2 separate regions of the Mus musculus genome follow, and region 2 is linked to region 1. A link is a loop called in an ENCODE intact Hi-C map of the cell type or tissue named here. Cell type or tissue: heart. All regions are shown on one strand. Each heading gives the region's core, and the rest is flanking DNA. Links, peaks and the distances in the headings are about the cores only. Region 1 overlaps Otud7a (OTU domain containing 7A). Region 2 overlaps Gm39024 (a long non-coding RNA gene).

Region 1 (16,205 bases), core at 4,340-12,339:
CAGGAACCAGGAGGCAGGAACTGAAGCAAATGCCATGGAGGAGTGCTGCTGGCTGGCTGGCTCTACACAGCCTTCTCACCTTGCTTTCTTATACCATCCAGAAACACCTGCCAAGGGTAGTACTACCACCTATGGATTTGGCCCTTACACATAAATCACAATCAAGACAATATCCCATAGGCATGCTTACATTCAAATCCGATAAGGGCATTTTCTCCACTGAGGTTCCCTCTTCACGGATTACCCTAGCCTGTGTCAAGCTGAACAAAAAGGGGGGAAAAAAAGCCAACCAGCAAAAATGTATCCTTTCTGAACTTGACACACACACAAAAAAAAAAAAAAAAAAACACATCAGTATTAATCCATAACCTCTCTTTTCCTGTTTGTCCCCAAAATTGTTACTATTAATATAGAACATAATATGACCTTAAAGGTCCTACAGTCCTTAAAAATTCAAACATATTAACTTCAAGTTTTCTTTAGTATCCAAAGTCTCTCCACTGTGGGCTCCGATAAAATTAAAACTAAGTTACATACTTCCTTATTCCAAGAGGTACCACTAGGTACGTTCACAATCAAAGCAAAAACCGGATTTCAACACTGTTAACTCAGTACCCAACATCCGGGATTCACTAATGCTTGTCTGTGCTCCGAAATGCCTGGGCAGCTCTACTTCACCACTGCCATCCGGTGCACACAGCTTGTCCCATAGGCTCAGGCTAGCACTGTTCCACGTCTGCCGCTGTCCTTGGTGCTCACACCACAGCCCTGGCATCTCTAACATGCTGGTGTCTCCATGGCAGTTGGTCCGTATATCCACCAATGGCCTCCACTGGCCTCTCTTCAGGGACCCTGACCCTGCCACATGATGCCAAGCCTTGACCCCTTCAAACCCTGCAGCTTTCACCTCACGAAACTCAGCATCATAGGAGACTCTTACACGTTACCACATTCAGCTTCCAGCTTGAGATGCAGCCTTGGCTCACTCTGGACCACAGCCTCTGTGTGATGACCCTGAAGAAATACTTCCAGGAGATTTCACCTCTATGATGCTGGTGTCTTACTAATCACAGCTGACTTCTCAGCCCCAACTAAACAGCGTCAATCCCAGTAAAGCAAAGGCTTCATTTCCGTGGCTCTGGTCTCTTGTTAATCATAACTGATTCTTCATCTACAGGTGACCAAGAACTACAGGTTCTTAATTCAAATATATTTATCACATGAGTGGCCTTAATAGAGTCTTTGCTCTCCACTGAAACTTCACAAGCCAGGCCTCCATTATCTGCATTTCTTTCTCAACACTCTTACCTTCCAATTTGCCATATCACCACCCATTAAGCTCTAAGACATCAATAGCTTGTCCAATCCAAAGTTCCTAACATCTCCATAGTCCTCCCCAATCGTCATGGTCAAGTGCACCAAAACCAAATGGTAGAAGAAAGGGATTTTTTGTTTGTTTAGGGGGTTGTGTTGTTTGGTTGGTTAGAGGTTTTTTTTTTTTTTTTTTTAGTTGGTTGGTTGGTTGGGGCGGGTGTCTGTGTGTGTCTGTGTCTGTGTTGCTTGCTTATTTTTGTTTTGACCTACACACCATGGTTAACAGTCAATCATTGAGAGAAGTCACAGCAGAACTCAAAGCAGGAGCCAAGCCTGGAGACAAAACTGTAACAGAGACTATGGAGGAGTGCTGCTTCCTGGCTTGCTCTCCATGGCTTTCTCAGCCTGCTTTCTTACAACACCCAGGAACACCTGCCAGGGGTAACACGGTCTGCTCGCTGGGTCCTCCAGCCCTCCCACATCAGTTAGTAATCAAGATGGTGTCCCACAGACTTGTCTACAGACCAATCTGATGGGGCATTCTCTCAACGGAGTAATCTCTGCCCAAATGACCCTAGCTCCTGACAAGTTGACTAAAAAGGCCAACCAACACAGGTCACTTATCCAAACAGCACAGATATGTGATAAGCTAATCTGCACTACAGTCTGTGGGTGCTCAGACCCTATGTGGCACCCACATATCAGAGTGTATCCGTTACAGATGGGGGGTTACATGTGTCCTGAGCAATGCTCTCAAATATTTAAAGGTCTGCAGTTAATGGCAAGATTCCCAAAATAACCAATCAGTTCCATGCAGAGTGCCCACGAAGACAAGTGCAGCCTTACCTTGTCTCACTGCACTGGGTGCAGAGGGTGCAGGCATTCTCTGTCCCTGAATGTTGGCACTGGGCTAGAACAGCAGGGCTGGATCCACAGGCTCTGGGTGGTCTCATGCCATGTACTTTCCACGCACAGGTGATGTTCTTAGTTCTTACCAGAGGTGACTTCTTAGACTTCATCATCTTCCATCCCCACTTTAGGGGGGGGAGGGACACATGAGGAAGGAGAGCCCATCTCCAGGGAATGGCCACAGTGACATAGCATTAGAGTGGCCAATGAGTAGAGTGGATGCCATGCCTTCTAAAGGGGGACACTTGGCCCCCAACGACAGTTGCCCAGTGATTGGGTAGTATGCAAGTGCTAGAGAGGGGCCTGAGGAAGTGGTGTCTCAGGTCAACAGTGCATGGATTCACACAGCATTTTGACCTGGTGATGCAGGAGTCTTCATTGTTAGAGAAGGGGAGCAGGGGCTGTGGTACCTCGCAGAGGTGGAAGAGTGTGTGAGGTGACTGCTGAGATAGCTCTCCTGAATGCAAACATCTGGGCTACACCAAAGGCAAGAAACCCTGGGGCATCAGGTCAGACACTGGGAGAGGAGATAAGGTTGGCACCGGGCAGGGCAGCTTCAGACTCCAGGAGGAAGCCTGCAGATGGTCAGGTTTACAATTTGTTTATTGCAACAGTAAGTCAACACAAAGAACTTCACCAAGAGCACCTGGCAACCTTGTCTGTTAGACACAACACACATCTGTAAGAATGAGGCATCTAGAGATTCCAGGGAGCCAGTAAGTGTGTAAGCAGCTTGCTTGTCGGCTATATTTGATGTGCAACCCAGAGCACATTAATCCGTGCTTTAGTAGTTCCAGGTCAACAAATTGGGTTTTTTTTTTTTTTTTTACGCGATGCTAGAATCCAAATCCAGGGCCTAGTGTTCTACCACTGAGCCACACCTCCAGCCCTGACCGCATGCTTTAACTTGCAGTGCATTTAACAGTGCACACACTGACCAGTCATTTGTAAAGAGCCATACTTGGACCAGAGAAAGGTGTTGCCATCTGTGCCTGACACAACGGGATTTTGCTAATTTCCCATGGGTCTGAGGCACTGGTCTTGACATGGCTGTGTCCACTCATTAAGAACTGCATCTGATCTTTATACATTTCCTTGTGGCTTCCTCACCTCCTTCACACTCCACCACCACCTGCTGAAGAAAGAGGTGAGGGTAACAGGGCTTCTAGTTTACAGCCCAGGCTGTCACATTTTGGCACACTTGACTCTTGGCCCATAAACTTCACTAAAGATTGAAAGGAGGCCAGAGCCTGTGGGTGAACTTAATGGCGAACAAGCTCTACACCAGGTTGCATACCTAGAGCACACCCGTAAGAGTCACTGAATCTGCCTGTACCTTGACCTTGGATTCCTAGCCTCCAGGACTGAGAAGAAAAAAAAATCTCAGTTGCTTACAGGCCACCTTGTCTGCGGTGTTCTGCCACAACAGCTCAAGCTAGTGGCACGGGAAACCATACAGAAATGAAGGATCTGTGGTGCTAACGATGCCCTCAGGTAAAGGGAGTGGTCAGCCCTAAAGACAGTCCTGAGCTCCTGGCTCCTAAGAGCAGGTGGTGCCACTTGTCCCTGCATAGGGTGTCCTCCGTGCATGCCTCAGTTGAATGATGCTGGCCAAATGTTCTATCCACCAGATACCTGACACAGCAACCAGGGTCTTCAGAGAGCAGCAGCACGGATCCCTCAGGAAGCCTGGTGAAGCATTTGGGTGTCTGCACCTGCTGTGTAGCTCAGGAGAGGATGGGTAGGGCTTGAAGGAGAGGCTGGCAACTGGGCACACTCCTATCCTCCCACCTTTCTAAGCCCATGGCCAGTTTACTCCACATAGTTGACAGCTGCTGGCATCTCTCCAGGCTTATGTTGTGTTTCTGGGCCAGTGGGACTTAGGATAGGGCACACACCAATGGACTGGCAGATGTCAGCTACTAAGACAAGGGTGGCCAAGTGTCCAGCAAAACCATGTTTGCCCTTTCTCCTTTATGGTTGTTAGCGTGGTAGAGCACGTCCCCAGCCCCAGCTCACTCTCGTTCCCATAACCTGAATTCAGCTATAGCCTGAAAATATTAATTGGAAAATTCCAAAAGTCAACAGTGAGACCTCACTCACATTGCTTTTATATCTTATACTGTTGTATTTCATTAGTTATTGCTGTGAATCTCTTACTGTGACTAATTTACGAATTAAACTCCATCCTTGGTGTGTTCATGTAGAAAGAGCACAGGCAGTGAGAGAGTGAGCGCCATTGCTCAGGCACCCACGGGCCCATGAGATGCAGGTATGGCAGCTAGTGCATGTGTGGTGTGAACTTGCACGCAACTTACTGCACATGACTGCCTGGAGAACTGGTCCATTTACTGTTATGTAATGGTCCTCTTCTTTGTAACCATTTTTCATAACTCTTCTTTGTCTGATATTGGGTGGCTTCCCCTAGCTCTTTGTATTAGCGAGTGTCTTTTAAACTCCCTATATCTTTAGATTCATTATGGAATTAGTTTAGTGATGCAAGCTGCCTTTGCTTGTTTTGCTTTAATCGAATCTAACAATAATTATCTTTTGACATGTATTTAATTATATGAATGGTAAGGATGGGAGGAAGCCACCATCTTCGCTAGTCTTTTCTCCTTGCTCTGCCTGTTCTTTTGTTTTCCTTCCATGTCTTATTTTTGGATTAATTGTACTTAGTAACTCTATTTGCCCAGATTATTCAGGGATTACAGATAGACTCTTTAAGGAGATTCTATTTTCAAGTGATACTGTCTGCTTCCTGGGTTGCAAAGAAACTGCATCCCAGAATCCTCTCACTCTCTGCACCACCTGTTCACACACTCACACACATACACACATATGCATGCACACACACAGAGAGAGACACACATACACTTACACACACACATGCACGCACACACACAGACACACACAGACACTCATACACACTCACACACACATATACACATATACACACACATATACACACACTCACACATACACACATACATATACACACACTCACACACACATACATATACACACACTCACACACACATACACACACATATACACACACTCACACACACATACACATACATATACACACACTCACACACACATATACACACACTCACACACACATACTCATACACACATACACACACATATACACACACTCACACACACATACATATACACACACTCACACACACATACATATACACTCACACACACACATACACATACATATACACACACTCACACACACATACACACACATATACACACACTCACACACACATACATATACATATACACACACTCACATACACATACATATACACACACATATACACACACTCACACACACATACACTCACCATGGATGAAAGCTGGAACTGCTCTCTTGGCTGCAGAGATTTGGTTATCTCAGAATTACTAAAAGGAAGAAAAAAGGGAATTTGACCTTCACCTTCATTTATTCCATTTCCATCACTCTAGGTAAATTTAAGTCATTACTGGAGACACCTTCCTTCTTCTTGTTGCGAGATTTTCACACTCCCCAGTGCAGATAAGCAGGTGGAAAACTGGCGTCTTTGGGTTTGAAAAACCTTTTGATCACCTTTCTCTCAGAGCTTTGCTGGAGTTAGAATTAGCAGCTTTTCTTTCATCCCTTTATAGACATCACCTTTTGCTTTTTCTGCTTACCATTGAACTGTAGGCTCCAAATCTTATCCTCCTTTCTCTGTATCGAACGTGCCTTTGCTCTCGGGAGTTTTAATTTGCTGTGGGAAGGGATGTATTTGTTGTTACATGGCTGCTGTTATTGTCCCTATTGATATTCTCATGGCTTCCCTGATAGGTGGTGTCTTAGTCAGGGTTTCTATTCCTGCACAAACATCATGACCAAGAAGCAAGTTGGGGAGGAAAGGGTTTATTTGGCTTACACTTTATACTGCTGTTCATCACCAAGGAAGTCAGGACTGGAACTCAAGCAGGTCAGGAAGCAGGAGCTGATGCAGAGGCCATGGAGGAATGTTCATTACTGGCTTGCTTCCCCTGGCTTGCTCAGCTTGATCTCTTATAGAACCAAGACTACCAGCCCAGAGATGGTCCCACCCACAAGGGGCCTTTCCCCCTTGATCACTAATTGAGAAAATGCCTTACAGTTGGATCTCATGGAGGCATTTCCTCAACTGAAGCTCCTTTCTCTGTGATAACTCCAGCTGTGTCAAGTTGACACAAAACTAGCCAGTACAGGTGGGTCTGTTTGGTTGGGTTTTTTTTTGTCTGTCTGTCTGTCTGTCTGTTTGTTTGTTTGTTTGTTTGTTTGTTTGAGTGTATATGTTTCTTAACATTTTTCTCTGCCTTGCTCTCATTTCTCTGGAGTGACAGTACACCGATCTTAAGTTGTCTATCACTGACCTGCAGTTCTTGGGTGCTCTGCCTCCTGCCCAACCTTTCCTACTTTGTATTTCAGTATGGCTGATTCTGATTGGTCAGTCTTGATGTTCATCGTCTTTCCTTGGCTGTGACTCTCTCAAAGCTGTTCTTCATCTGTTTTAGTTTGTTGTGGGGTCTGTTTTGGTTTTGTTTTTTACTGTTATTGTTTTATTTCTAGCTCTTCTCTTTGATACTTTCTTCTCTCTACAATCAGATATCAATTCCTGCATGGTGCCCACAGTATTATAGACGGATACATTCAGTCCCCAATAGCTGCAACACCTCAGTTGTGTCTAAGTTGGCACCCACTGGTATTCTGATGCAAATAAAGTGGAGTGGGCTGCACTTGCTCTAACACTGACGTGATATGAGACGTGAGCATACATACCATAGTGTTGTGTCTTTTTAGAGAATTGGGCCCTTTAGCATTGTCTCTGGTACCATAATGATTTTCATAAACCAGGTAAGGTGAAAGATAATGAAGTGGTGTCTTTAAAGACGAAAGAAAAACTTCTATTCTCAAATTATCTATTAAATAGCTCCATGGCATGCAGGAGTCATGCTTTCTCAAACAAAAGAGAACAACTTCACGCCTGCACACCAGTGTTAGAGTCTTCTCAACACATTAGAATGTGGGTTTCTTTCCTCCTTCCTCAAAGGTTGTTTTGTTTTGTTTTGTTTTGCTGAAAGTCAGTCATTTTTCTAAGCAGAGAAGACTGGGGAAATCACTTCGTTCCTGGAAACAGGCACACTTTTTTTTTCTTTAGTGTGCATGTTGAAAGCTGTCAGGACACACAAGGCAGGTCACCCCCTCCTGGTAGCACAGAACACTGTCCTAACTGTACCCCGAGTTTGTGGACCTGAGCTCTGCAACTTGTGCTCCTGCTCCTTGGTGGAGAGGAGAGCGCAAGCTCTGCAGAGAACACACCTTGGGATGTTTGCCCATCTTCTGTGGGGCTGGGGGAGGTGGAGGGTGCACCCATGTTCTCATGCTTATGGGAGCCAAAGGTCAATATTGTGTCTTCCTCAGTCCCTTTGTGCCTTTTATTTTGAGACATGGTCTATTGCTGATGTAGCTCAACTGGCTGTCCAGCGAGCCCCAGCTCCTCCTATCTCAAGCTCCCCAGCCCTGAGATTACAAGTATGAATTTTTGCACCTAGCCTTTAATAGGTGCTGGGTTTTGAAACTCATGTTTTCAAGGAGGAGAGTTTACCAACTGAGACATTCCTCTAGCCCCTCACCCATCCTTTTTGTGAACACCATGCTCAGTCCTATAGATGGGAGCCTGTAAGAGCCAACTGGTTTCTTATTTCTCTTTTCTAGAGGAAGAGCCTGCATAACTTCACTGGCTTGCATTCTTCTTTCATGCATATAACACATCTAGCTGAGTTCTTCGTACTGGGGTCAAGTCAACCCCTCCAGGTTGTCTCCACCTTCCCTCAGAGGCATTTTTCTTTCCTTCAAATTTGAGTCACTTAGACTGGCTGAGCCATCCACTCAGGGGTAGGCTAAAGACACGCTGAGAATCTGTAGCTTTCTCATTGTAATGGTAACCTCAAGCAGAAATATCCATTGTGTTTCATAGAATGAAAACTCCAAATCTTCATGGGCCAGTTAGAGATGCTGTAGTAGGCTTACAGGCTAAATGTAAGAGAGAGTTCTTTCCAAAGCAAACCGAAGAGTAAATCCTCTAAGGCCCATTTTGAAAGCTGTTGCTGTTATTGACATTTGCCACCAGGGGGTGCTCTATGATGCCGCCATTTGTTTGCCTGGGTAAAGCAGATGTTTTTCCATGTACAATGGGACAAACATGAAGTGCAATTGATGCTCATGAGGACAGCCTGTTTTTGAGATGCCCTTGGCTGCACCTCCCCTCAGCCTTCAAACAGGCAGCAGCTCATACTCGAAAGATCAGGTGTGAGCTGTATGTCTCCAGCCCCTCACTTAGGACGTAGTCTTCACCCCAGGACAGGAGAGTTGACAGACTGTCAGACTCTTTCTAGGTAGCCAGCACTAGAATCTTCAGATGTATTTCAGTTGTCTTCTCAGAGTAGACAGACCAGGAACCCAGTCCAGGCTATCTGCTGAGGGTAAGAATCCCCAGGCACGCTGTAGCCGTAAGGTAAGAAAGCTGGGACGTCCTGGTTTAGGTAATTTATCAGAAACCAGACAAAATCATAGTGGCTCAGGTTGGGCTCCCAAGTCAACAAAGCCTATGCTGGAGTTCTGGTTAGCAGACAGTTCTTCTCCCAATGAGGTTCAAGAGCCTGCTCCTGACGTCATATACTTGCATTGTCTGTGTAGGAGACATGGGCAGAGAGGGAAACGTCCCCTAAGCCTGGCCATATTGCCCAGAACTGACCATATTACTTTGCTCACAGCCTGTGCATTCAGCTAAGCAAACCACTCCCCACCACACCCCCTTGCTAAGAGGATGGAAAGTATAGTCACAGCTGGCCCATGAAGGGGTAGACAGCCTGACCCAGAACACCCAAATTATACCCACAGGAATTATTTCTGACAAGTTATTATCCTCTATAACAATCTTTTCCAAAACACCTTGATTTGAAGATCCACAGGGAAGCTTATTTACAACGTAGCCCTCCATCCTGATTCAGGACCCTTGCGTTGGCCCTCTGTATGAAGTACAGATCCCTAGGGGACACAATTCTAGTGAGTCTGGGATGCAGTGTCCCTAAGGATCACCTCTGCTGTCCCCCAGCCACCGGTAGGAAGCCACACCAAAGCCTCAATGTGTGTTTGCTGACCTACAAGACAGGCTGAGCTCAGCCCTGGAAACGAAAGCCACATCAAAGCAGAATGAGATGTCCCAGTCCCCTCCCCCGTCAGACCTTACCTACACTGCTCCATGGCTGGCCACACACAAGGAAAACCCCTAAACTGGCTGGTGATCCACAAAACTGCCTTTCATCTGTTTAGGTGGGAAGAAAGGGGGTGGGGTGGGGGGGGAGAAGCAGTTTGCACTCACAGTCTCTTTAGAAACACTAGAGGGCAGCATTGAGTCGCATCTAATTTCTCAACTTTGCAGTATTGGCTCCTGGATTTTCTGTGTTTTGTTTGCCTTTTTGTTCTTGCCATGGCACTGCTAGTATGAATCATAGGCTACGGGCAAGCAAAGGAACAAAGCAGCTGCCAGGGGCCCTGAGCTGGGCTTCTCTGCGGTGGTGAGACTCCAGAGGGGTGGGGCATCCTGAGCGAAGTGACAGAAAGGAGACTGGTACTCATTAGGAAGGTGGAATTTGGAAACCATCTCCACACTTCTTCCTGTTCACTACCCCTGACAACACCCTGAGGAGAAAGCAGATGTGACATTAAGGATTCCATTTGCTAGGAGCAGGGATCCCTCGGGAACTCATCAGATCTCAGTACACCTGTAGGTAGATACTGACCCCACCCATACTGGTCTCGGTGGCTGGTGTGCCTCTGTCCAGATGCTTTGTGGTGAACCAGCTCCTCTGAGAAGTAACAGGCCAGACTCCCCCACCTAATCACCACCGCCACAGAAGGCTCCCTCTCTGCTCCCCTTTTAAAGGGGCTGTAGGCCAACACTGCCTCTCCTGGACTTGTCACTAGATGCTTTCTGTAGGAGCCTGCTGCCTGGTCCTATGCAGATGAGCTCCCTGGTGGGGGCGGGGGGTGCAGCCCCCACCTCCAGTCTTGCCTCAGCAGAGCTCAGCTCACACCTCTCCCAACTTGCAAATTCTGCCCTTCTCTGAGATGAAATGGAGGCAAGGAGCAGGTCATCCAAAAGTGGCCTTCCGTGGTTCACCACACCCATCTGGGTTTTTCTTCGGAAATAGCAAAAGCACCCATAGCTTTTTCTCATCCTGACAGCAGAGAGATGCCTGCCCTCTAACAGAAAGAGACCCTGTCAGTCCAGGTGATGCCTCCACCTGCTTGCTCTTCGCCTACATAATAGAAACAAGTTTGAAACCTATAGTCTTAACATTCGTGGTATGCAAGTTCTGAGTCTACCTTCTGTCTCCATTAGGTTACCTGCCCTGGGACAGCTATTTTTGAATTTCTGAGCTCTGAACTCTGCTGGTGCCTCCAGCCTCCTGGCAGGCAGATGAGGTGCCTGTCACCATGCCTCTCTCTTCTGTTTCAGCTGTGATCCCTCTGACGGATTCGGAACACAAGCTGCTGCCCTTGCACTTTGCTGTGGACCCGGGAAAGGACTGGGAATGGGGGAAAGATGACAACGACAATGCCCGGTTAGCCAAGTAAGACCTGCCCCGCAGTCCAGTCCGGACCCCAACACCCTGCGGGAGAGTGGTGGTGACAGGACTCCTGTTGGGATTTGGGGGACTAAAGGGCAGGGAGAGGATTGCACGCGCAGGCGAGTGAGCTCCTGCCACCTCCGGAGCTTCTCACTGGGTGTTCTTTTGTCAGCCTCATCCTGTCCCTAGAAGCCAAGCTGAACCTTCTACACAGCTACATGAATGTGACGTGGATCCGCATCCCCTCCGAGACCCGGGTGAGCCTCGAGTGCACGAAGCCCCACCCAGTGACCGGGCAGCAGCCGCTCTGTGCGGTGCGGGCAATGCTGTGCCTCCCCAAAGTCTCCACGCAGCGCAGCGCTCGGCTCCACGCCTTGGGGAGGTCCCACACCTTCATGCCCCAGAACCGGACCCAGCTACTGATTCCTAGTCCAAACACTTCCTCCCGGTGGGAGGCGGGCGCGTATTAGGGGCCCTCCCTCTCCCCCACCCCCCTCCACCTCTTATTTTACACAGCAGGAGAAGAATAAACACACCCACTCACAAAGCAAACCGTAGGCAAGTCAAAACACAAAACTATCTCTGCAGAGATCGGAACAAAATGTGCCGCGGCAGAGCGGAATTAATTATAACTGTGTGTGGATCCTTAGAAAATCTAGGGAACCAACAGCGCTAGTCCTCAGCGCGCGCCCTTCCCCTCCCTGAGGCGGAGGTGGCCTCCGGTGGAGCTAGCAGAAGGCGGAGAGACGCGGACCCATCCCGGGGGTGGGATGGGGGTTGCCCCTGCTTGCAGATGCTGAGAGATTCTTTTTAAGTTTGTGACTGATGTTTTCATAATCTTGGGAGGGAACTCCCAAGGGAAGGGATTTGTGAAAATTGCTTGCAAATAATTGGTCCTCCCTGACATCCGTTTACTTATGTATCCAGCGGATTCAAAGTACTGAAAGGAGACATCCCGCTGAATGGCTCCTGCCCCACTGTTCTGATTGCTCACTTCCGCTTCGCCTGGACATCATCCAAGTAGGGCGCCCCCACGTGGCTCTGATTCGCCATGTTCTTGGGGCACAAGAGACAGCCAGTCAGTGACAGAATCTTGCCTCTCTCATGCTGGAAGGTGCCACTGTGCCCCAGGATGATGCTCTGTAGCACCTACGTGGTATGCAATGGCAGCAGCCCTAGATCCATAATCAGTACCTTCCAGCTGAGCACATCTTTTCCCTACAAAGAGCAGGATGCATGGCCAGACCTTGGTGACCTCCATATCAAGTACAAAGCTCAGCAGACAACCCCACTGCTAAAGGGCACACAGCCAAGGCCCCTCTCTTACTGGGGCCCCTTTCCCTGTTTCAACCTTGAAGCTGACACTCTTTACCATCCCCGGCAAGCCAACCTAAAACTCAACTCTCTCCAAACTCAAGTGAAAGGAGGGATTTCTGCCTGGGTGGTGGTCAGCACAGGTCTGCCAGCCTTGCTTCTACTGACCTAGCCACAGCAGCTCATCCTTCTGGAACCTGCTTGAGCAGAGGAAAAGAATAAAGTGAGGAGCAATGGCTTCTCCCTTCTCTTCTAAAGACCAGAAAAGGCCTGCCCAGGCATGTACTAGTTCCTGACACACCCAGATGCAGGCTGGAGAGATGCTGTCTTTCCAATGACTCTCCTCACAGGAAGGTCCCTCTTTGGAGAACTTATGGCAGCTGCCTACCCAGCATGACCTCCTCTCATAGCCTTCTCAGGCTTGCCACCTATCCCAGAGATTGGCCTAGCCATGCTCTGCATGGTCTCGCCCTCACTGGCTGCCCCCAGGTAGTGTCGTCCAGGTTATTGTCCATGGCATTCCTTCACTAGTGCCATCCCACAAGACCCCACATCCTCACTGGAAGCCATTTCCAGCATCCTTTTCAGCTTAGCATTCCATTTGTAGTTAGAGAAGGGAACTCCTGAAGTAGCATGTCATAGCTGGATAAAGGGAGTGGTGGTCCAAGATGAAGAACGGGGTTTAGGGCAAGGTGCATAGCCCCTGCTTGGAATAAGTAGGTGATCCATCTGTGTGGGAGAGATGCTGTCTTCCTTGCTGCCCTCTGCCTTTACACGGAGATCTGGGACATGTTTCTAATGGTGCCAGTAGTCTGACCATGGAGGAAGGCCAGAGTGTGGACCTAGTGTTTCTTTATAAAATACACTGAGGACACCAGCTAGGTCATGGGCATTCTGGCCCTATTCATCCACTCAGAATTCTAGACTTTCTGGTATCTGTGAATTCTAAGAGAAAGTTCATGTATCCTCCCTCAAAGGATGGGCACTGAGGTTTGAGGTCCCTACATAGCATTCTGTCAACATCTATAAGCCTGTGTCCAACCTTACAACAGTTAAGTGCTCTGTGGGCTCCTATTCCATAAACACCTCCATCCCTCTCTGGTAGACAGCCCCCACCCCCAACACCTACAGCAGCAGAGTCCCCACAAAGAAACTCCTATATCCCAGTCTCAGCTCCACCTGTGTTCTTGGGGCCTACACGAGGACAGCTTTTCTGTATGTAACCTTCCTTTCTTGCCTTCCCTCCCCACAGGCTCCCCTTGCACAGCCAGAGTCTCCAACGGCCTCAGCAGGGGAGGATGTACAGTCCCTGGCGGAATCGCTGGACTCGGACCGCGATTCTGTGTGCAGCAATTCCAACAGCAATAATGGCAAGAATGGTAAGGACAAAGAGAAGGAGAAACAGCGCAAGGACAAGGACAAGACGCGCGCGGACTCCGTGGCCAACAAGCTGGGCAGCTTCAGCAAGACGCTGGGCATCAAGCTAAAGAAAAACATGGGCGGGCTAGGCGGCCTGGTGCACGGTAAGATGGGTCGTGCCAACTCTGCCAACGGCAAAAACGGCGACAGCGCTGAGCGCAACAAGGAGAAAAAGTCCAAGTCGCGCAAGGGCAGCAAGGAGGAATCGGGAGCGTCAGCGAGCACCTCGCCGTCGGAGAAGACCACGCCGTCGCCCACGGACAAAGCGTCGGGAGCGTCGCCGGCCGACAAGGGGAGCGGGTCAAGAGGCGATGCCTGGAAGTACAGCACGGACGTAAAGCTGAGCCTCAACATCCTGCGCGCCGCCATGCAAGGCGAGCGCAAATTCATCTTCGCCGGCCTGCTGCTCACCAGCCACCGGCACCAGTTTCACGAGGAGATGATCGGCTACTACCTGACCAGCGCGCAGGAGCGCTTTAGCGCGGAGCAAGAACAGCGGCGGCGGGACGCCGCGGCGGCTGCCGCAGCAGCCACGGCCACCGCCACGGTCAAGCGGCCAGCGCGCAGGCCAGAGGCCGAAGGTGCGCCGGGCCCGGAGCGCGCCTCGCCGGGCCCGACAGCCGCGCAGCCCACGCAGCTGGTGCTCAAGCTCAAGGAGCGGCCGAGCCCCGGGACTGGAGCGAGCGCACGGGCGGCTCGGGCGGCGGGCGGCGCAGCATCCCCGGGTCCGGGCGGCGGCGCGCGACGCGCGGCTCCCGGTACGGGCGGACCGACTCCCGGCCGCAGCCCGCCCGCGCCCGCGCGCCAGAGCGTCATCCACGTGCAGGCGGCGGCCCGGGACGAGGCGTGCGCGCCGACAGTGGGCGCGCTACGGCCGTGCGCGACGTACCCGCAGCAGAACCGCTCGCTGTGGTCGCAGAGCTACAGCCCAGCGCGCAGCGCGCTGCGCACCGTCAATACAGTGGAGTCCCTGGCGCCCGGAGGAGCGGACGCCCCGGGACCCGCGGAGCACAAGTCGCAGACCTACAGCAACGGCTTCGGCGCAGCCCGCGACGGGCTGGAGTTCGCCGACGCCGACGCGCCGGCCGCGCGCTCGAACGCTGAGTGCGGCCGCGGAGGCCCGGGGCCCGCTCAGCGGCGCTGCCAGCGGGAGAACTGCGCGTTCTACGGGCGCGCGGAGACCGAGCACTTCTGCTCCTATTGCTACCGAGAGGAGCTGCGGCGGCGGCGCGAGGCGCGCGCGGCGCGACCCTGAGCCGTCCAGGACTGCTTTTTCCATCCTGTGGGTCTTTTTTTACTTGCTCTGGTCAGCCGAAGGGCCGGCGCCTCCTCGGTCAGTGCCGTGTACGTGTTTGGTCAAACGTTCCTAATGGTGCCTGAACCTACACTGATGCCACTCAGGTAGTAGACGGATAGGAAACAAGTCATACTGTTGGAAGTGGGTGTGCTAGCCTAGCATCTGCCTCGTACCTGTGGAAACTCAATAGCCATTGCAAGAGTATTTTTGTTCCTCTATACGAGAAATAAAGAAAATCGCAGCCCTTTGTTTTTAGAAGGGAGTGTTTTACATGCTTTTTTTTTCCTAACCTAGGGACTGACCTCTTCCAAGTAGCGGTCACTTGCGTGCAGTTGGTAGCACGCAGGGTGTAGAAGCAAACGCGCAGCCTGGCCTGAGGTGGAGCTTCCTCTGCAGCTCCCACCTGCTTCCCACCTGGGTCCCTGGAGACCTCCAGCAGTCACCTTGCTACCTGCTGACGCTGGCCCCCTTAGGACTCCCCACCGCCATTTCATAAGCAAACCCTCCTCCCACAGCACCCCCTATCTCTGATCCCCCACCCCTCCCGCTCGAGCAACATTCACACTGCCGTCCAAGCTGCGGGCGACCACAGAATGGGCACCGGACAACCTACCTCTCAGGGCACGGTGAGGTGTAGCGATCGCTCCCAGTGCCGGGCAGCTCAGGTGACAGGGGCTTCCCAGAGACACATGGGGTGCAAAAAAAAGCGGGGTCCTGAACTCACAATCGGACCGGCCCACCTATGAGCCAGCATGATAGACTGGTCATATCTCCTTTGAAGATATGGAGTGAACTGTCGCTGGAGGGCCCCTTAGGAGGTGTGATCACATCCGTGCCGCAGAGGAGGGGACAGAATTGACCCCTTGGTCACTGTGTCAGCCCATTGGGCTGCTTTGAACCCAGCCTAGCCTTCTTCCCTAGGGCAGGGGCTGAGAGAGTCCAGGAGGGAAGGGAACCACCCCTACCCCACCTGCCTCTGTCAGGGTTCAGCCGGGTTAAAGGGCTCTCTGCTGGTGGAGACCCTTCCCAGAGCGGCCCTGCTCCTGGCTCCATGCCACACTGAGGGAGCAGCCAAGTCTCCGAGCAGTCTCCTTTTTGGTGCCTCCTACCTTTCTTGAGGAAAATTTAAAAATAATAATAATAATGTGTCCTTAGCTACCCTGTTTTGAGCAGCAATATGCAGCCTCTTCCTTCCACGATTACCTCTGCAGACCACTGTTCTTGGCCAAGGACACTGAGGAGCCAGTCCTCACTAAAGAGCTAGCGAGCTTGCTTCCAGGAC
Region 2 (15,336 bases), core at 3,838-11,837, 210 kb after region 1:
TGTGCTCGGCTGCTGAGGGAGATGGTTGGGGAGGAGGGGAGGGCAGGTTGAGATACTTGGGAAAGGAAAGGGACAATTGACCTTGGCAGTTTGCCTAAGGTCTGAACCCCTGGAACCTTGGTTTGCTGGCTGATGCCCGTTAGTGAGCCACTCTGAGCCCATTTCCCCCGTGTGAAAAACCTGGGAGCATTCACTGTGAGAATGTGATGCCTTGGCACAGCCTAGCACACCTTAAAGTACGTGTTTCTTTCCTCTCCTAAGCTTACAATCACTGTTCCCCACTGGTGACCTTGGAGACCTCAACATTACTTAGCCAGGGCCTATTCTCCAGACCCCTGGGGACAAGCCAAGATTCCTCTACCGTCACAGTATTGGGGAGGGGGGGGGTGACACCATGACCATGGTTAGTGAAGGCAGTGGGTACACGGCGGGAACCCAGGACAACAGCGGGTTGGGAGCAGGTGCTGGCAGCTGCTACAGGCCTTACAATGTGGCTTTGTCACTGGGGTGGCTTTGGAGCCAGGGAACGACCTGTGCTAGGGAACAATTCCCGAGGCTGTGCTCATGAGGGCTGCCAGATCACAACAAAGCCCGGGAGAGCCGTTGGGCAATCACTTTTGTCATGCAAATGAGGGCGGAGCATAGCCGCCCCCTCTGCCTGCATGCTAACCTTTTTGTGATTCAGATGAAGGCAGCCCGCTTTCCTGGGTCCCAGAGCTAGTTTAGCCTCTCCTTTTGTCCTTCCCAGGGCCTGCTGCCATGCTGCTCCGCTCTGACTCTCTGTGAACCCACAGTCTTACTAGACGTTGACAGGACCTGGGAAAGAAAGTCGAGACCAAAAGATGGTACTGTGAACGGTGCAGGTGGCTAGATCAAGGGCACTGTCTTGTAGCTCATAGGCAGGGGTGGCGAGGGGGTGGGGGTTGCTCTATGACTAGGTGGGAAGGCCAGTGTCAGGATGCAGAGAGCCTGGGGGGTTCTGAAGAGGGCTAGTCTAGGGCTCCTGGGCAGGCAAAGCTTGAAAGGGGATTGAGTAAGAAGTGAGAAGGACTGGGATCCCTCTGCCAGTACCTGTTGGCCTGGGCCAGCCTGCCCACGCATCCATAGGGGAGTTGCAGGTTCTCTCCTTGTTCCACCACACTGGCCTGGACAGTGAATTGTAAGTTCCCAAACTGCTTTGGACCTGCATTTACGTGAGAGATGATAGAAATGACCCCTGTTTTAGGCCTAGAGTGAGATGAAACAAAACAATCCAGACAAAACACTGAGTCGGTCTCTTGGCTCGTACTCGCCACATGGTGCGCACACTCATTTCGCAGTAATGCTACTTCTAGGAATTTCTCCTTCAAATAGTCTCACATGTGCAAAGTGGCATATGTCTGAGGTTATTCTCTGCAGATTGGTTTGGAACAGCCAGAGATTGGAAAGGTCCCAACTGCACATTTCCAGGGTGGGTTAAATGGATGCCGCTTGTGTACCCGTACCCATGTAATAGACAGTGGTCAAACAAAAGCCTGGCACTGGGCCGGGCTCCTGCGGAGCTGGGAGGTGAGCACAGGTCAGCTATCTTGTGAAAAGCCAGGAGTCAACACTCAAGAGTCTTGGAGGCTTGCTATTTTGCAGGAGCAGAGAGGGCAGTGGCCTAGGAAGAGGTGGGATATGGTACAAGCCCTCCTCCCCTCAGTAGACTTTCTCTCCTGCAGAAATAGGTTGCCTTGGGTGCCATGGGCACATAGCACTGCAGGATGGAATCACAGGACCAGTCACCATGACAACAACAGGCAGTTGCAATTTTCAGCCAGTGGAGTACTCAGAGTACAGGAAGAGGCTGCAGACCACCCCTAGGAGAGCTGCCTTTGTAGGCACACCCCGTATCTGAGGCACAGGGACTTCTCGGCCTCAGTCTCCCACCTACAGGATGAGAACATGGCAGGTCTGCAGAGTGCTACCTGGAGCGAGAAACAGAAAAGCCAGGAACACAAAAGAACACAAACAGGGCTGCCAACCTCCTGTGACAGATCCAAGTGGCTGCCTCAGCCCCCACTTTTTCAAGGGAGATGGGAATCCAATGCCCCTCATCAGAGCTGCCCACTTATAGCCCTGAATTTCTCCCATCAAAGCACCTAGTGGGTAAGTGAGTAATGACAGGAGATGGGGGACAGGCAGGTAGACTCCATGTGGGGCAGGAGGGCTGGAGTACCGTCAGCTTGGCTGTTTCCCACAGGTGTGTGAGTGCAGATGTGAGGCCCAGCTGGCCTGGCTGCTGCCCACCTGCTTGCCAAATCCCCTGCCACTCCCTCCATTCCCACCCCACCTTCCAGACTTGGAAACTGCTTGCTTCTGCAGTCACTGTAGCCTCCCTATCTGTGCAAGGGAAAAAAGGGTCTCCTGGAAGCAAACAGGGAGCAGTGGTCTTCACCCATGGCATTGAGCTGGCATCGCGTTGGCCATCGAGCAGTTATGATGGGTAGTTATGAGTAGCAGTTACAACGGTCATAGTGCTCAGCACCAATAAGGGCTGGCTCTGTGAAGGAAGGCAGATGAAATCTCACTCTGGGTGTAGCTATCCCAGCTAAGCTCTGCCCACCCCACAGTTACCTGGCAACAGCCAGGTTATGCCTGACTCATATAAAAGGCTTGCTTGCCCCCTCGGCTTTCTTTTGCTCTCTTGCCTTCTTGCTCTCCCTCTGTCCTCTCACCCGTTCCCCCTCTCTCCCCATTCCCTTCCCCCTCTCTCTCCATGTGCTCATGGCTGGCCTCTACTTCTCTCCTTTCCCTTTCCATCTCCCTCTGTTTCTACTATCCTCTCAACTCCCCTCCCCATGCCCTGAATAAACTCTATTCTATACTATACTATACTATACTATACTATCCTGTGGCTGGTGCCTCAGGGGGAAGGGATACCTCAGCATGGGCCCGAGGAGGCACCCCTTTCCCTCTTACATAACATAGTCCTTTTCTCCTTATCTTTTAACAAGACACCACAGTGGGTATCTTCTCTGCCCCAATGGGCTGAGGGTGAAATCTAGACTCCTTCATTGAGATTGGCCTTGTACATCAACATAGACTTGGGAAATGAGAAAGGCAGTCTAAGCCTCAAGGAACACAAGAGCTCTGGGAAGGTGCTGCCTGTATTTCTCTTCTTCCCCTGTAGACAGACATTCCCTCATGCTCTTCCTGCTGCAGGTTCTCAGGTGCAGTTTGGAGGAGGAGACAGGGGAAGAGAATAAAGAATGGTAGGCAGACCAGGCTGGATCAGACAGTAGCTTTCCTGTCCTTAGTGCCTCATGGACACCCAGCCTGGTCATCTATCACCTGGTGCAGTCTACCCACTCACTCTCATATAAGCATTAGGAAGCTAAAACTAGCTAAATATTTGGCAAGGCTAGGCTTGGGGCTGGGCTACTGATTTATCTGGGGCTCAGGTATCATGCTATGTCCCAGGTAACCCGAAAGGGCAGACGACCCTGTGTGGATAGCCATGAGTACTTCCAAAATGTTCAAAAATGTAAAGTGTTAGTAGCATATACTCAGGTGCTAGAATGAAATGCATAGATGTGGAGAGCCGTGCCGCGAGCAATCGCCATTATAAGATGGCGCTGGCTTCCACTGCGCCTAACTAGTAAATAAGCCTTATGCGCAAGTGCAAGAGTGAACTCACGCCTAGTCACTGCCCATCTCGCGGGGTAGTAATGGGGTGATGGGCGAGCAATGAATCAGGAACTGTCACGCCACATCAGGTGCTGAAACGTCACGCTGCGGGCTATATAAGCAGCGCCATTTTCACGTTCGGGGTCTTCCCTCCTGATAAGTAAGCAATAAAAGCTTTGCCGCAGAAGATTCCGGTTGTCCTGAGTGTGTTCTTGCTGGCGGGGACAAAAGCTCGGGCAATACATAGAGAATCCTCAAGCGTTCTCAGGGGACAAGACCTCTGACAGCACCACGGAGAGCCCTTTCCAGCTTCCGGCTCACTCAGTGGTAGGTGGCTGGTGGAGTTTGGGACCCTCTGTTGCACCTGCTCTTTAGCATGGGCATTTGTTTGTACTTGCCTGTGCCATCAGATCTTTTCTGGACCATCTGTGTCTTCTATGCAGAGGCTGGGCCCAGGGGAGCTGCAAGGCTTCTAAGGAGCCTGAGATCATGGCTCCCCACACAGGCAGAGACAGCCCCTTTTCCTGTCACCTCCCTGTGACTTTGGGGTGCTGGACTATGGGCATCATCTTTCCCTCTGTGATATGAGAAGGTGGAGGCTACCCAAGTCTTGCCTGGGTGTAGACTCCTTTTCACTATACAACAATTAATACCTCCCTCCACTTTTTTTTTTTTTTTTTTTTGAGACAGGGTTTCTCTGTATAGCCCTGGCTGTCCTGGAACTCACTTTGTAGACCAGGCTGGCCTCGAACTCAGAAATCTGCCTGCCTCTGCCTCCCGAGTGCTGGGATTAAAGGTGTGCGCCACCACGCCCGGCACCACTATTCTTGAACAAACTAAAACCCCTTCCCAAGAAAACGGCAGAAATACTGTGAGAAATACACACATGCCATTTAGAATCTAGTGCTAGTCAATAGAGCCTGTTTAAAGAGGATGTTTCTGGGGCTGGAGAGAAGCCCAGCAGTTAAGAGCACTTGCTACTTTTGCAGAATACCTGGGTTCAGTTCCCAGCAATCCATATAGCTGGGCTACTCACAACCCTCTGTAGATCCAGTTTCAGGGATCTGATGCCCTCTTCTGGCCCCCACAGACAGCTGGTATGCTCATGATACACAGACACTCGTGCAGGCAAAATGCTCATATATAATATAATAATAATAATTCATAATCACAAGTAATAAAAAGATTCTTTTTCATTCAGAGAAGAACAAATCTACTCTAATCACAAAATTTTGTCCAAAATTCACAAATAAGACTCTAGTATAAAAAAGCCTGCAGACGCCGGGCGGTGGTGGCGCACGCCTTTAATCCCAGCACTTGGGAGGCAGAGGCAGGCAGATTTCTGAGTTCGAGGGCAGCCTGGTCTACAGAGTGGGTTCCAGGACAGCCAGGGCTACACAGAGAAACCCTGTCTCGAAAAAACAAAAAACAAAAAAGAAAGCCTGCAAACAACCCTTAAAGAAATGAAAACAGATAAACAGACAACCATAATCTCCCCTCCAAGAACAAAAACAACAACAAAAAAGCGAGACACTAGATGACTACAGTTATGTTCTGGGGATTTTGAGTAAAACTTAAAATGATCTAGCTTTGGTAACCATAAAAGGCAGACCAAAATCCACTCAGACTGCCTTCCCCTCCTCTCACTCTCTCCAAGAAGAGAAGATGGATTGTTAATGGCACAGGGCAGCGGCAGGAAGCAGCACCTACAGCCAGCTTCACACACAAGAGGGAACTCCACCTCACAGCCTTGGGTGCCCTGCACAGAAAAACTTCTCTAGTAATGAACTATTGAGATGAGCTCTGTGATGGTTTGTATAAAGCTTGGACCAGGGAGTGGCACTATTAGGTGTGGCCTCATTAGAGTAGGTGTGTCACTGTGGGTGTGGGCTTTAATACCCTAGAACTAGCTGCCTGGAAGGGAGTATTCTGCTAGCAGCCTTCGGATGAAGATGTAAAACTCTCAGCTCCTCCTGCACCAAGCATGCCTGGATGCTGCCATGTTGCTGCTCTGATGATAATGGACTGAACCTCTGAACCTGTAAGTCATCCCCAATTAAATGTTGTCCATTACAAGACTTGACTTGGTCGTGATGTCTATTCACAAGAATAAAATGCTAGCCAAGACAATCCCTGAGAACAGTCTTGAGATTACGTTTCTTTTAGCTTAAACACTGACTCTTATGGTGGCTTCCGGGATGTATGGACCTTGCCAGGTCTCAGTGGCCCTGACCAAGATTGGTGCATTGGGCTTGAGCCTTGCTCATTAGACAGTCACAGCCCTGCACAGCCAGAGGAGTACGCAGTGCACTTCTTGACTTTTCTCTCTCTTGAGTACACTTGTCATTGTCCCCTGGGCTGGATTCTGCCACTGGCTAGAGAGTGGAGGGAGGAAGAAGCAGCTGGAGGGTCCCCTAGTCACTGCTACTACAGAGCCTTAGAAGCGTAATAGAACAAAGTCCAGAAATAGACACATTGCTTCTGGGCTTCCCTGAGCAGGGACACCCTCAGAGGAGACGTGAGGCTTATAGGTACCCAGATCACACGGCCTAGACATACAGTGGCTGATCTCTGTTGACACAGAGAGCTGGTCTTGCTGCTTGTCTTCCTGTCTCTTGGGTGCCTGGCATCAGCTAAGGAAACAGGCTTGCTCTTCCAGCTCCACACTGCCTCTCTCAGCCTCCCAAATCCACAGCCAAGGCTGTGAGATAAACACCAGGGGACCCCGATCTGTAGCTTCAGCCGAGTGTGTCTGTGTGACTTAGATTCACAAGCTGTGCAGAGAGCAAGTGACCCAGTAGCCAGGCAATGTACATTTGCAGTGGGATGAGTAGGATGTTATTCCTTGTCTAAGTGGATACCTGCTCAGGCACACTCACTTGGGAATCCTTTTTTTGTTGTTCTGGGAGATTGTCATCCCATCCAACCTCCCAGCTACCATTAACTACTATTGTTTGCTTTGTTTACTCCTGGGAGACTTCTGAGAGCCTCCTATAGACCAAGCAGTTCTTGGAGGCTCTAGTGCAGAGATCTTGACACCAAGTGTGTGTGTACCAAGGTTCCTATATTCTCCCAATCCCGAGAGACAGGGAGTGGAGTGTGTGCCCTGTCCAGGGCTTCCACAGTAGGGATGTCAGTACTGGCTTTTCAGAAGCAAGGAGCCACTCAGAGCTGGATCTGTCTCCACTGGTCTGGACATAAACTATCCATAGAACTGAGGTAGTTAAAAACCAGAAGACTGGAGTAAAAAGGGCCTTTTGCATTTTTAAGAATTTCCATACAACCCAAGGCAAAGGAAATACAAATATGAGAGCATTTCTAAATGGAGTGTGATGTGCTGCTGTGCCCTCAAATAGAAGAAGCTAAACAGCCCCTCCTCTAGACTCCTTTCTTAAGCACACCATCAAGGAAGAACCCCTGGTGGCCCTGGTGCTCGGGGGACCACTGTCTAGCCTGGTGAAATCTCCTGGGAGTGCAGGCCATTAAAACTGTGTAATGTGAAGCCCGGCATGGTGGCACACGCCTTTAATCCCAGCACTTGGGCAGATTTCTGAGTTCGAGACCAGCCTGGTCTACAGAGTGAGTTCCAGGACAGCCAGGACTGCACAGAGAAACCCTATCTCGAAAAACAAACAAACAAACAACCCACCCAAAACTGTGATGTGAAGTTGCAGAACTGGTGATAAAGCTTCCCACTGGGCATCCAGGCAGGTGGGCTATCCTGTGTACACTGAACAGCTACCCCTAGGAGGCTGAGTGGTGGGGTAGGGATGGGGACAGGCCAGGGGAGGGCTGTTGTTTCTTAGATCCAGGTGGCCTTACTGGAGTTATTCAGGCAAGAATTCTGCTCCTTCATACCCAATCGTCCCTTTGAAGACAACACTCAGACAAACGGAGCCAGAGAGAATGCAGGGTGCCTCCATCCGCTGAGGAAAACCTAAGCAGGTGCTTTCTGCACTGGGTGGACTAGCTAGTCACCAGCATCTCCATCCCCATAAGCTAGAGGGGAGAGTGTATGGTCCCAGCACTGTGCACGGGGTTCAGGAAGCCCAGGTACCTTGCGCTCCCTGCTGGGGGCTGACGAAACCCCTTTACCTATCTGACTACCCAGCATCTGCTCTCAATGCACCCAGCCAGCCCAGCCATACTATGGATTATTAATGCCAATTTTCATGAAGAAAAAAAAGTTTTTTGTTTTTTTTAAAATTGGAGTCTCACTATGTGACTCCTGGCTGGCCATAGACTAGGCTGGCCTTGAATTCAGAGATCTCTCTGCCTCTGTCTCCCTAGCGCTGAGATTAAAGGCATGTGTCCAGATATATCCATGAGTTAAAATTTTTATTTTTTAATTAATTAATTAATTAACTAATTAATTAATTAATTAATTTGAGAAAGGGTTTCTCTGTGTAGCCCTGGCTGTCCTGGAACTCACTTTGTAGACCAGGCTGGCCTCGAACTCAGAAATCCGCCTGCCTCTGCCTCCCAAGTGCTGGGATTAAAGGCGTGCGCCACCACCGCCTGGCCGAGTTAAAATTTTTAAGCAGATGAAAATAGAATCACCAATGTAATTTTCTCAGTATCTTTCACAAATACTCTATCAAGCCTTTATTATTTCATCTATAAAATGTGTTTTAACATTAAAAAAAAACTCATAAAAAATAAAAGCATGCATCACCATGAAAACGTATCAAAACTGTCTTTTTAAATTTCTCATTCTTCCTTTTGGGCTGGGGTTATCTGGAGAAATCCTCAAGATGGTTCTGTCGTGGCTGAGTGGCCAGGGAAATGGACCTTGTGCGTACAGACCCTGTTAGCTGATGCACTGTCGCCAAACTATTTTCCATATATAGGCCCTAGGGGTGTTGGGTGTTCCCTGAAGGATCCTGGATGCCACCCATGGGCTTCCTGGAGAGCGCCTGACCCAGGCCCTGGAGGAGTTGGCAGGGTACATTCTCCCTCTTTAGCCTGGCATCCCTGGCTTCCAGGACTGGTACTGCTGGCCAGCCAGGGCTAACCCAGACACTGATGTGTGTTTGAAGCCAGCTGCCACACAAAGCTGCATTGTGGACCTTTGGCTGGCAGGCACAGCACGTGACCACAGAGGGTGGGTGGCAGCCAGATGGGTGTGCCCCACTGCCTTCCTCTGGGCTGGATTCTGCATCCTTCCTTCTGACCCACACAGTGGAAGCCCAGCTAGTTAAGGAGCCATGCAGAATGAGAAAGTACCCCTAAGACCTCCCTCCCTCTGTGTCCCTCTGTGCTCTCAGCAACCAGGCCCAGCTTTACCCAGAACCTTATCCCTTTGTCTCTGTCACAGGCTTCTTATACCACAGGAGCTTGACTGTCACATTTTTTCCTGTGAGAAGGACCACAGGGACAGAGCAGGGCTTTGAGGAGTTGGCTGGAGCCTCAGCTCCCTCATTCCACCCCCACTCCCTTTTTTTTGACCAGTTGGCTCTGACTTCCTGCCTCAGTTTGGGCCACCATGGCTGGAGGAGGAGAGAAGCCCCTAAAGTCAGGGTTTCAACTTACCCAGAAGCGCAGTTTCACATCTGAGTAAAACAGCAAGAACCTCCTGCCCAAGTCACTGACTCTTTCCTTGAACTTCAGGCATGAGTGGGTCTCACAGGCAGAGACAAATCCATACAAAGACAGCCCCCCTCCACTGAGACCAAGTGAAGAAATGGTAGCTTTTCCCTAAGGGGAGTCTGTGTGCAGCTCCCAGACACATTCCTTTCCCTTCCAGACACCAGACAGCATGCATTGCACGTGGGGTGTTATAGCTCAGATGTGGAGTGTTCCCTCAAAGGTCTGGTTCCCAGCTGGATGTTTCTGCTTGGTGGTGGGACCTTTAAGAAAGGGGACCTACTAGGAGGAAGTTGGGTCACTGGAGATGTATCCTTGAGGCCCAGGCCCCTTCCTGTCCCTGCTTTGCCAGGCACCATGAAGACGACAGCCCCTTCATTCCACCCATACACTTCCTGCCTTGTGTTCTTTGTGCCACAGGCTTGAAGACTTAACAAGGCCAAGTAACCATCGGTTGACACCTCAAAGAAACAGGAGCTCTGGAATCGATTTTCCCACTTTTAAGTATGGTATCTCAGATGGTTCTGTCACAATTGCTGGGAACTGGCTGAGAGTTTTGTGGTTGGCCTTCTTGCCTTTCTAGCCACATGGTGCCTGAAGCCTAAGGAAGCTACAAAATGAGGCATCGTTTCTGTGTGCTAATGAGGGCTCTGGTGGCCAAGGTTCTCAGACAGCCTCAGGATGGAGATCCCCATACTAGACGGTTGGTAGTTCTTAGCCCCACCTTGACCTGGTGTCTTAGTCAGGGTTTCTATTCCTGCACAAACATCATGACCAAGAAGCCAGAAGGGGAGGAAAGGGTTTATTCAGCTTACACTTACACACTGCTCTTCATCACCAAAAGAAATCAGGGCTGGAACTCAAGCAGGTCAAGAAGCAGGAGCTGATGCAGAGGCCATGGAGGGATGTTACTTACTGGCTTGCTTCCCCTGGCTTGCTCATCTTTCCTTTCCTTTCCTTTCCTTTCCTTTCCTTTCCTTTCCTTTTCTTCTCTTTCTTCCTTCCTTCCTTTCTTTCTTTCTTTCTTTCTTTCTTTCTTTCTTTCTTTCTTTCTTCTCTTTCTTTCTTTCTTTCTTTCTTTCTTTCTTTCTCTCTCTCTCTCTCTCTCTCTCCTTCTTTCCTTTTCTTCCTTCCTTCCTTCCTTCCTTCCTCTCTCTCTCTCTCTCTCTCTCTCTCTCTCTCTCTCTCTCTCTCTCTCTCTCTCTCTCTTTCTTTCTTTCTTTCTTTCTTTTTTTGACTGGGTTTCTCTGTGTAGCCCTGGCTGTCCTGGAACTCACTTTGTACACCAGGCTGGCCTCGCACTCAGAAATCCACCTGCCTCTGCCTCCCAAGTGCTGGGATTACAGGCATGCGCTACCACTGCCCGGCTCAGCTTGCTTTCTTATAGAACCCAAGATTACCAGCCCAGAGATGGTCCCACCCACAAGGGGCCTTTCCCCCCTTGATCATTAATTGAGAAAATGCCTTACAGCTGGATCTCATGGAAGGCATTTCCTCACCTGAAGCTCCTTTCTCTGTGATAACTCCAGCTTGTGTCAAGTTGACACAAAACCATCCAGTACACCTGGGATCAGGGGCAGATGAAAAGACAGAACTTCTCATTAATGGTCAGCAATGTCTTTCACCATGCTTACCCAAGGAGACCTCTGAAAAGGGCTACAGAGACAGTTTTGAGAACTTCTGCTGAACCCATGGAGGATGGATGTCCCGAGGAAGAGAAGCGGAGGCTCATTGTCCCTTCCATCTACTCTGCCCTTTGCATCTCTCCTACCCAACCCTTCGTCTGCATGCCTCAGTACTACTCAGGCCTGAGGACCTGAGTCAGTTTCCAGGCTCATGTAAGGCTTTGGCTTCAATAAAACAAAATAAAGTAAAATGATATAAGATTCAAATACAAGTTAAAAAATGAAACCAGTAAGTGCAAGCAGTGTGTGTGTGTGTGTGTGTGTGTGTGTGTTTGGAGGTTTTTTGTTGTTGTTGTTTTCTGAACTCTGTGAGCTTTCCAATACATGTTTGAACCCAAGGAAGAATTCTTAGAAGCACACTGATTTGTAGCCCATGGGTCCAAAGCACAGGTGACAGGAAGGTGTCATAGCTGATATATGAGATGGGACTAAGTCCTCAGCCTGTGGGACAGAATGCTCTTGGTTTGTGGGATACCTGCTCAGTATCTACAGGGTTGGGGACTTGAGAGAGATCAGTGCTGTGTGTGTATAGAGCAGGGACACTAACTAAGTAGTGGGCTTTCCCGTCTCCTCTGCCTGGCAGCCTTGCAGGAGTCTGGGATCTGGGGAGCCAGACCAAGCTGCTCACCCTCTTTATGTGCCTAGGCCTGCTCCTTCTCCTGGCTAAAGAGACAGTTCCAGTATAAGCCTGGGTGGCCAGCATCCCACTCTCCAGCCCCTATGCAGGTCCTTGTCCCACATACCCAAGGCATGGTATCTTCTGAAGGTGGGCATTGCCCCACCCCGTGCTCCCCAGGTGGTGGCATGCTCCTCCACAGCTCACCCCTGGTTAGCTTTTATTCTCAACTTGACCCAGCCAAGAGTTACCCGGAAATAGGAAGTCTTAACTTAGGGTGTGCCCAGGTCAAAATGGTCTACAGTCTTTCATACCTGTGAGAAATAATCTTGATTGTACAGGTAGGATCAGACCAGAGTGGACAGAACTATTCCTTGGGCAGGTGGTCCTGGCTGTATAGAAAAGCCAGGCCTGAGGGCATGGTGGTGGCGCTGGGGGAGCTGGCCCTGCCTATTGTCTACTGTGCAGTGGTTGGACAAGGGAGAGATGCCCTCTTCCTCTCCCTCAATCTTCACCACAGGCAGATAGGAGAGCTGGGCCCCAAGGTAATGAGAGTGGAGAACTGATGCTGTGCTTCACTGGCTGCAACACTTGGGAGTGCCTGGGCAACAGGGTAGAGCTGGCCCTGGTTGAGGGGGTTACAGGTGAGCCAGCCCTGAGGGCATGAGAACAGGAGACATGGCCCTAGCCCTTGTTATCTGTGGCACTGGATGGGTCAGGACAGGAGTGCTGTCCTCAGTGGTGTGGATACAGGAGAGCTGGCAGACTGACCAGCTCAGACATTGCTTAGGCACATATCCGGGGCTTTAAGTTGGCCCACCCTAGCATCTACCCCATCAGTGAACTGCCAGAGTGTGTAAAGGGACTGGATCTACAGATCCAAAACTACAGGATCTCCATAACACAGGGTGACAATGGGATATCCAAGAGGAGACCCAGTGAAGTTTCAGTATTGATAGTGTGGCAAAAGCCAGAGGCCCCACACCAGACCAGAGACTCATTCGTTGCAATGGACATTTGCAAGCAAGGTGTGGACAAAAGGGTATAGTATGGAATACACAGTAAAAATTCCACACGGAGGTTTTGTTTTGTTTTCTCTGTTATGGGGGATGTTGAAAGGGTGGAGGGCGGGTACAAAGGGAGGGTAATTGGGGTGCATGATGTGAAATTCACACACACACACACACACACACACACACACACATTCAAACAAACAATAAAAAGTTTAAAAAAAAAAGAAGGAAGAAAGAAAGAAAGAAAGAAAGAAGGAAAGAAAGAAAGAAAGAAAGAAAGAAAGAAAGAAAGAAAGAGAGAAGAGAAAGAAAACAAGCTACCCAAGAGCCAGACAGAAAACAAGCCAGTAAGCAGCATTCCTCCATGGCTTCTATTTAAGTTTTTGTCCTGATTTCCCTCAATGTTACTTGGAAGTATAAGATGAAATAAACCCTTGTCTCCCCAAGTTTTAGCCATGGTGTTTATCACAGCAACAGAAAGCTAACCAGGACACACACCTCCCTTTTCTCACAGATGTCCCCTGCATGTGAGTGGGGATCAGTTCTAGCTGGTTCCTGCCACATCCCCACGACTGGGAGTCTGGGAGCCCCAATCCCACCAATAAGCATTGTACATTGGGAGTCTCCCGATGACATTTCCTTTCTGATAAAGCCGACCTGCAGGGAGCAATGGTCTAGAATGTTCCTTTTGATTTTTGCATCTCAGAATGTCACATCTTTTAACCAGCTTATGGTAAGACTGACCCCTGAGGACATCCAGGACTAGAAAGCTTCAACAGAGCCTGGGATGTGATGCTACACTGTCCACCGTAATGAGATTGCACATCTGGACTGCTGTGTCTAGCTTAAACTGGATTCGCCATCTTTGTAGCCCTACACATCCTACTTACCCCAGCCCCTGCAAAGCCTACTCTGACCCTCTGTGCTCTGGCCTTTAGTCAGGGTCCCGAAGGGCAGAGGTCATCCCTCCTAAATGGCCCTCTCTTGTCTGACCCTATGTCTGGTAGACAGGCCAGATGCCCATTTAGCAGCATTCATTAGAATTGGTTGAAACAATGCCCTTTTTGTGAAACCCCTGTTGTGAGCCTGTTTATATTGTTTATGCAATATCTTTAAGTCCACATGGTATTAGATATCTGAACTAGGAAAACATTTCTCCCTCCCCAGAGGTTAATTAACAGCTTCTATTACAGGTCTGTAACCTCTAACACACAATTCTAAAATCTAAGTATTCCTGAAAACCAAGACATTCTGTCTAAGTCGGTAGCAAATTCATTTGATGGCAAACCCTGACTGGGTTAGACATTGTGTAAAGACTGAACAGATATTTGCTTATTTTACCACAGAAATGTGAATCTTCTTAGTGACAGGATGCTGTCTTGAGTCCTGCAGAAGAGCTATTCAGTCCATAGCATGTGCGTATCCTGAGTGCCTAGACCTCAACTGTTTGAATTCAGAAATTCAGATACAGGCCCCTTCACACCCCTGTACCCCCACCCTCCTTGGGGCTTCCACTTACAGTGACAGAATGGACAGCAAGAGGTTTTTTTTGTTGTTGTATTGTTTTTTGTTTACCATTCTTTTTAAACCACACTCTTTGTTTGTTTTGTTCTGGCTGCTAAGGAGAAGGAATTTAAATAATTGAGTTTATTCACAGCAAATAGCTTTTGTCAAAAGTTCTTACTACAGTTGTTATCCTGCTTTTTTGTAACTTGTCTTTAAGAATTCTCTTTGACCCAGTTTTCTTTACTTGGTCTCTTGTATTTGAACCTGTCTTATAGCATTGCTTGTTTTCTGTTTGTTTGTTTGCTTGCTTGCTTGTTTTTCTTTCTTTTCTTTTTTTCTTTTTCTTTTTTTTTTAATGAAAGGAGTCACACTTACTGCAAATGAGTGAATCCAGAAGGATTCCAGGGACAACTGGGACAGATGGTCCCCAACGTCCCTTCTGCCAACCTGCCTCATAGGAGTGGGGGAGGGAGGGGCCTGTGTAACCAAGGGTTGATTCTCTGCTTGTCCCCTGTGTGCCCAGGGGAAATGAGGGCAGCCACCAGAGGCTACAGCTCTCAGTGGTTTCTCAGACAAATCATGCCTTCCTCACCAGCAGCCATCCAGATGCAGACACAGCCAGTTCTGCTCAGCCCAAGAAACAATTTACTTATCGATCCGCTGTGTGTGTTGACAAGCTTCTTCGATTTTTCTCAGCAGACCCTCTCTGTTAGGGAGATACCAAAATCACATTTGCACTCCATGGGTTAATTATCTCAAACTTATAGAGATATATGAACAATAAAGTACATACTTGGTTGCTATAACAAAAAGAGTGATAACTGTTGAAAAATGGAGACTACAGCTGGTCTGATCCTTTTTGTTGTTGTTCTTTTGTTATTTAGTTTTTTGTTTCGTTTTTGTTTTGTTTTTGTTTTTGTTTGTTTTTTTTCGAGGCAGGGTTTCTCTGTATAGCCCTGGCTGTCCTGGAACTCACTTTGTAGTCCACGCTGGCCTCGAACTCAGAAATCTGCCTGCCTCTGCCTCCCAAGTGCTGGGATTGAAGGCGTGTGCCACCACCGCCCAGCTTCCTTTTTTTTTTTTTTTTTTTTTTTTTTTTTAGTAAGAAAAATTTTAATTTTATTAGTATTTTAAAATTTTTGAAATTATGGGTGTACATTTATGCACGTGCATGTGTGTTTGCAGACTATGTGTGTTCTTGGTACCTACAAAAGCCAGAAAAGGGTGTTACAACTGAGTTTCCAGATAGTTGTGAATAACTATGTAGGTGTTGGGAATC

What was found. Hi-C counts contacts between places; a loop is a spot of excess contacts. Peaks named below come from ENCODE experiments on the same cell type or tissue, not always from the same donor. Only the 100,000 strongest peaks of a DNase experiment are listed, where the experiment ranks them.
Region 2: a loop joins it to region 1, with 3 times the contacts of the local background. A loop is called at or near these places in 2 of 42 quality-filtered maps.

What each region holds. Positions count from the first base shown.
Region 1 is chr7:63,743,851-63,760,055 of GRCm38, forward strand. Otud7a (OTU domain containing 7A) reads left to right here. Exons shown (of 14, transcript NM_130880.1): 12 at 10,782-10,896; 13 at 11,066-11,150; 14 at 13,460-15,177. The coding sequence ends at 14,881. Among named protein-coding and RNA genes, the nearest start is that of Gm39023, 100 kb to the right of the region's middle. In heart, for the core only: CTCF peaks have their summits at 8,386 (motif pointing right), 9,681 (motif pointing right) and 11,921 (motif pointing left); DNase peaks (open chromatin) are centred at 9,741, 11,171 and 11,911; H3K4me3 peaks cover 1,450 bases; H3K27ac peaks cover 649 bases; H3K27me3 peaks cover 3,221 bases.
Region 2 is chr7:63,956,632-63,971,967 of GRCm38, forward strand. It overlaps Gm39024 (a long non-coding RNA gene), which reads left to right. Exons shown (of 3, transcript XR_882156.1): 2 at 749-845; 3 at 1,704-2,724. It also overlaps the pseudogene Gm51514. Among named protein-coding and RNA genes, the nearest start is that of Gm39024, 7.9 kb to the left of the region's middle. In heart, for the core only: CTCF peaks have their summits at 7,734 and 8,628; a DNase peak (open chromatin) is centred at 8,620.